2 separate regions of the Homo sapiens genome follow, and region 1 is linked to region 2. Evidence: chromatin contacts called from ENCODE Hi-C data. All regions are on one chromosome and are shown on one strand. Each heading gives the region's core, a stretch centred on a gene start or an enhancer-like site at or near the end of the contact. The rest is flanking DNA. Distances are from core to core; before and after follow the strand shown. Region 1 holds the start of ASNS (asparagine synthetase (glutamine-hydrolyzing)). Region 2 holds the start of CASD1 (CAS1 domain sialic acid O acetyltransferase 1).

The links. Hi-C counts contacts between places; a loop is a spot of excess contacts on that map. Pooled maps may share reads with other maps.
Region 1: a loop to region 2 is called in a map of B cell, with 23 times the contacts of the local background. The contact joins the promoter of ASNS here to the promoter of CASD1 in region 2. A Hi-C loop is called at or near these places in 2 of 168 maps with a recorded cell type or tissue (B cell and CD4-positive, alpha-beta memory T cell) and 9 of 50 pooled maps.

Annotation. Positions count from the first base shown.
Region 1 is chr7:97,871,104-97,873,809 of GRCh38, forward strand. It overlaps ASNS (asparagine synthetase (glutamine-hydrolyzing)), which reads right to left and starts at 1,305. Exons shown (of 13, transcript NM_001673.5): 1 at 1,248-1,305. All of the region lies in intron 7 of CZ1P-ASNS (CZ1P-ASNS readthrough), which reads right to left. RefSeq lists silencers at 1,027-1,136, 1,447-1,536 and an enhancer at 1,186-1,901.
Region 2 is chr7:94,508,449-94,511,148 of GRCh38, forward strand. It overlaps CASD1 (CAS1 domain sialic acid O acetyltransferase 1), which reads left to right and starts at 1,361. Exons shown (of 18, transcript NM_022900.5): 1 at 1,361-1,769. The coding sequence starts at 1,637. RefSeq lists enhancers at 646-1,634, 1,635-2,621 and silencers at 1,155-1,374, 1,415-1,564, 1,665-2,024.

The DNA.
Region 1 (2,706 bases), core at 55-2,554, 3.4 Mb after region 2:
GAAAAAGGTGAAATTAATTTTAAATAAACTTAACTCAGTATGTCCCAAATAGTAACATTTTAACATATATGTAATCAATATAAAATATTATCGAGCAGATATTTTACACTGTTCTTCCTACTCCAACGACAAAATCCAGTGTATTTAACACAATACATCTCAGTTAGGACTAGCCAGCACTTCAAGTGCTCAACAGTTACAGGTGGCTAGCGCCTACCGAACTGGACATGGCAGTTTCAGTGCATTTAATTTCTATTCCACTTAGTGCTACTTACAACTTCACCCTCTCCCTTTACTTTTATATTAAGATCTCAGTAAGTAACCAACTACAGACAGGTTCAAGCCCTACTTTACCTCTAATTACTCTTACAGCAATGCTATGAATCATGATTTAAAATTTAAAAAAAAAAACTGCTGTTAAATTATTAGTCAAGCGCCCAGGGCAATGGACAGTAAAGAAATAATGTAGGCCACGGGCCGAGATGAAAACTGTCCTTTTTATTTAAAGCTATAACAATCATCTGAAGCCAGCCCTGCAAAATGACAGCCATTGAAAAAGGCATGCTAGTTCTTTTGCCTTTTTCTGTACTTGGTCGCCTGTGTCCCTAAACAGACCTCTTCTCGGCAGGGTTTGCTCAGCAAGTCACTTGATGAGTCTTGCAGTCTACAGAGACAGGTGGGGACTGGTGGGGATGGCGGGGTGAGAGGGGAGGAGGAGGGTGAGCGGTCCAGGTGAGGAGGGGGGCAGTTGAAGGTGAAAGCAGACACCGAGACGGTGATAAGGCCGCAGTCTCTTCCTAGATCAGGACCACGCGACACCTGACTGCGCCCTGGCCACGAGCACGATCCGACCCGTCCGCCGCAGGGACCCGGACCGCGAAAATGTCCACAGGCTTCGACGCCACATAGTAAAAAAAAGTACACATATAACATTTACAGGGGCTCAAACTGCCGCTGCCTCCTCTCCGGAGCGGTCCGGCCTGCCGGCCGCGGTTCCCTCTCGATGCTTCAGGGAACCAGGACAGAAAGGTCCTTCCGCTAGCTGTCAGGTGCGTAACAATCGCTAGGCGTCCGCCCCGCCCTCCCTACCGCAGGAGCCGCAGCATCAGCAGGCGCCCGCGAACCGCGTCTGCCGGGTGCCAGGCTGAAGACCGCATCCTCCACCCCTTCCTTCCGGAGCAGCCCCAGGGCACGCGAGGAGGATGCTGGCGCGGGGCGCAGGGCACGGGGCGCAGGACCCGGCTCACCTGGGCGTAAGCAGGTCAGGGTGATGTGGCGGGCTGAGGCCAGGGATGTGGACAGCTTGACGGGCGGCGAGGCCGCTGGCGCTTATACCGACCTGGCTCCTGTAACGCGTGCGGGAAGTTTCATCATGCCTGCGAGGACCAACCAGCGCGCACAGGGGCGGGGCCGCGGGGTGTCCGGGGCGGAGCAGGACTAAGTGGGGCGGCGGAAGGGCGCAAGGAGGAGCTCTTTTGTTTCCAGCGCCTTGCGTCTCAGTGCGCCTGTTTAAGGATAGCCTCAGAGCTCCGCCCAGGCTACCTGCTGTTCTGACAATTAGGGAGGCTTCTGAACTTGGTTTGTTCTTCGGGAAATCATCACCGTTTTTTTGTTGCACTGCCGTCTGATTTATTATGCAGTGCAGAGAAAAGCTTGTCCTAAGAAACTGATGCGTGAGGCCTAAAATGTCCTTATAAGATCTATTAATAAATCGGGGCCAGGAGCGGTGGCTCACGCCTGTAATCCCAACACTTTGGGAAGCCAAGGCAAGAGGATCACTTGAAACCAGGAGTTCAAGACCAGCCTGGGAAACACAGCGAGATCACATCTCTATAAAAATTGGTGGCACACCATGGTAGTCCCAGCAACTCAGGAGGCTGAGGCAGAAGGATAGTTTGAGCCCAGGCGTTTGAGGCTGAGGTGAGCTCAACTCCAGCCTGGGCGACAAAGGGAGACCCCCATCTCTAAAACAATAAAATCTAAATCTAATTGATACATGAAGCCAAAATACATCAGTGGTCCTTAAACATTTTAAGTACAAAGATTCCTTTTAGAATCTCAAAAAGGATTTTGTCAACTTGCCTCCACAAGATGATTATGTGCTTTTAAGTATCTCTTTGATGAAGAAAAGACATCACGATTTTTAAAAAGTATCATAACACTCTTAAATCGTATTTTACTAATTACATCAGCACCGAAATAAATTGAGAAATAGTAAAATTATATGTGCACGACCTACTAAGATCAGACTACAGTCAATGCTTGGAGAGCATGCAGGTTTGATATCCCCATACAACGCATTCCTGACTAAATCAAAAACGTCAACAATTTAAAATCCCTAAGAACAGAAGATGGAGTAGTCGCTTAGTAGTTACAGGCAAGAGCAAAGATGAGAGATGACTTGTTCTAAGGTTCATTGTTGCTGGAAAGTTTTCAGTATCAAACAGACTTTGCTGTATCCTAATTGACGTACTTTAAACCTGAGAGCAATGTGGGAAAGTAGGTCTTCTATCTACATTTTACAAATGAAAAAATAAGACTCAGAAAAGTTGAGGGATTTATCCAAACACAGCTTCACAACAGTAGAGAACTGAGTCATAATCTGTGTAAACCCAGAGCCCATTTCCCGTAGCATCTTGCCTATGTAGTGAAAGACAGGTTCCCCTGCTTGGTGTGTTACCTAGTGTGCTTCCTTGTGCTGCGTAT
Region 2 (2,700 bases), core at 111-2,610:
TAGACAAGATCTCTACAGTCCCTTCATATCTAATATTCTATAATTTTAAGAGGGGCCTATAAGCACAAGTTCAGGAATGGCTAAATGGGAAAGTTGTAAAGAATACTTGACAACACCCCAACTAAACAATGACTCACTCTAAACAAGGCAAGGCAAGTAGAATGGCAAGCAATGTAAATAACCATTCCCATCTGGAAGGCAACAAGAAAAACCATTTAAAAAAGGTGGGGTGGGAGCGAGAGGAGAGTAGGGATAACAATGCTTTATTAAGGAAATGGAGTGCTGGCTTTATTGAGAATCACAAAACATTAACCAACGTTAGTAGCGGGGATGATTGTCATAAGCACATTAAGAAAAATTTTTTTTGGCTAGGCTTGGTGGCTCATGCCTGTAATCCCAGCACTTTGGGAGGCCGAGATGGGCAGATCATTTGAGGTCAGGAGTTCGAGACCAGCCTGACCAAAATGGTGAAACCCCCGTCTCTATTAAAATACAAAAATTAAACGGGTGTGGTGGCGGGCGCCTGCAATCTCTGCTACTCGGCAGGCTCAGGCAGGACAACCATTTGAACCCAGGAGGGGGAGGCTGCAGTGAGCGAAGATCACGCCACTGCACTAGAGCTTGGGCGACAGGGTGAGACTCCCTCTCAAAAAAAACGAATTTTTTTGGCACATCGACCTAGCCAAACTTGCGTAAATACAAGTGAGAGTCAGACTCTTTTCTCATCAACACCTACACTAAGTTAGGCTCCTTCTGTACCTTCCATTCGGAACTTTGGTGTACTTTCGCCCACCAGAACTGGGCAAACTGAGGACATTAAAAAAACGGTTTAAGAGAAACTGGCCAGAGCGGTGAGTTAAGTGTTAAGACTGGTTTCACTCCTGGGTTGGATGCCAGCAATCCATCGGCCAGCACCATCAACTGGATCCATCAATCCAATCTGGCCAGCACCCAGGGGCAGCCAGACTGACCAGCCAGGCCACGGATAGCCAGACAATAAACGACCTTAGGGTGTCCTTCGCATCCCGCTGGGCGGGTTCTGGCAGTAGAAGGCTGAGAAAGGGGAGTGTTGGGGAAGGAAGGAATGGGACGATGTGTACTTTTCTCCCGGAACTGTAGTTCTATTGCCCCAACCTGGGCTCAGGTAGCGGCCAGTAAACTAGGAGACAGCCCTAAGGCTCGCGTCCGGGCCAGGCGGGTACCCCTAGTACTCTCTCCCCACACCCCCATGGCTCTGCCGCAGCCGCCGCCGCCCGCCGGGGCGCGTGACCCGGTGACCCCGGAGCACTGGGCATCCGGACCCCCCTCGCAGGCGCAGCCGCTATTAAGGCAGGAGGCTAAAGAGGAGGAGGAAGGGGAGGAGACAGGCGTCCAGGGCGCCTGGGGAACCGGCACGGCGGAGCAGCGGCGGCGGGGCTGGGGGGAGGCCGCCGAGTCGGCCGCGGCCGAGGAGGGGCAGGCGGAGGTCGGGGGCGCCGCGGCCGCGGGGTCAGGTTCCCCGGCGGGAGGCGCAGGTGGCGGCCTGGGGAGCTGGCGGCCGCTCCTCGCCTGGCTGCAGCGGCGGCAGCCCCAGTGCTGCCCCTGTGCGGCGCCCCTTTCCCGCTCCGCCGCGCACTGTTGTCATGGAGGAACCAAGATGGCGGCTCTGGCCTACAACCTGGGCAAGCGGGAGATCAACCACTACTTCAGCGTGAGGAGCGCCAAGGTGCTGGCGCTGGTGGCCGTGCTGCTGCTCGCAGCGTGCCACCTCGCCTCCCGCCGCTACCGAGGTGAGCGGGCCCTCCCCTCTGCCCGGGCAGGCCGTGGGGGAGGCGGCGACGCGGCGGCTGGAGGCCGCCCCCATCGCCCAACACACGCCCACGCGGCCTTCCGCCGGCCCGGCCCGCGGGGGAGGCGGTTCCCCCAGGTGTCCCCAGCAGCGGCCGGCGCCCGAGGCCAACTGAGTGGACCCCAGTGGGGGCCACCAAAGGACAATGGCTGGTGGTTCTGGGCGCCCCGAGCCGCCCGCGCTGGGGTCGGGGGCGCCAACCCTGGACCTGGCCAAAAGTGCTGCTGAGGTCCGGCTCCTGAGCGGTCTGGGTTCGGGGAGACGCTCCAGATCAGGGGCTCGCGTGCAGGAAGTCGGACAGGCGGTCCTTGGGGGCAGCCCGGGGCGCATGAAGCCCAAGGCCGCCCTGCAAGGGGCACCGCTGCCAGCAGTGGGGTCGCAGGTCCTGCCTCTTAAGGGTCCGGCTCCTTAGCCTTTGTTTAATTTTGCCTCTGCCCTGTAACACCCAGTCTGGGCTGTTGGACAGCGGCAAGGGCCGCCCCCATTTTCCTTTGCCAAAAGGGCGACAGCTGGCAAAAGATGCCTGTGGCCAAATGGAAGAGGTGCCACCCAGCTTTTGTGATGCAGAAACGTTTAAAGGCTTCGGAGTGCACACTTTTTACAAAGTTAAGGCACCAGAGCAGATTTTTGGAAGGAAGTTGTGGGTTGACAGGCGTAAAGGTGGGCAGTTGAAAGCAAGTTGTAAGCACTTTGAAAGCAGGCCTTGGCCATGGGTTTTGAAATTGGTGTAAAGGGGAAAAGGAAATATGACCTGATTTGAGAATGAATTATCTTTCAGTAATCAAGGGATATTTACTTCTCCTTGCTGATTGATTGTTTTTTTTCCTTTGTAAAAATGTCACTGGGAGAGAGGCTGACAGGCAGAGGGAAAT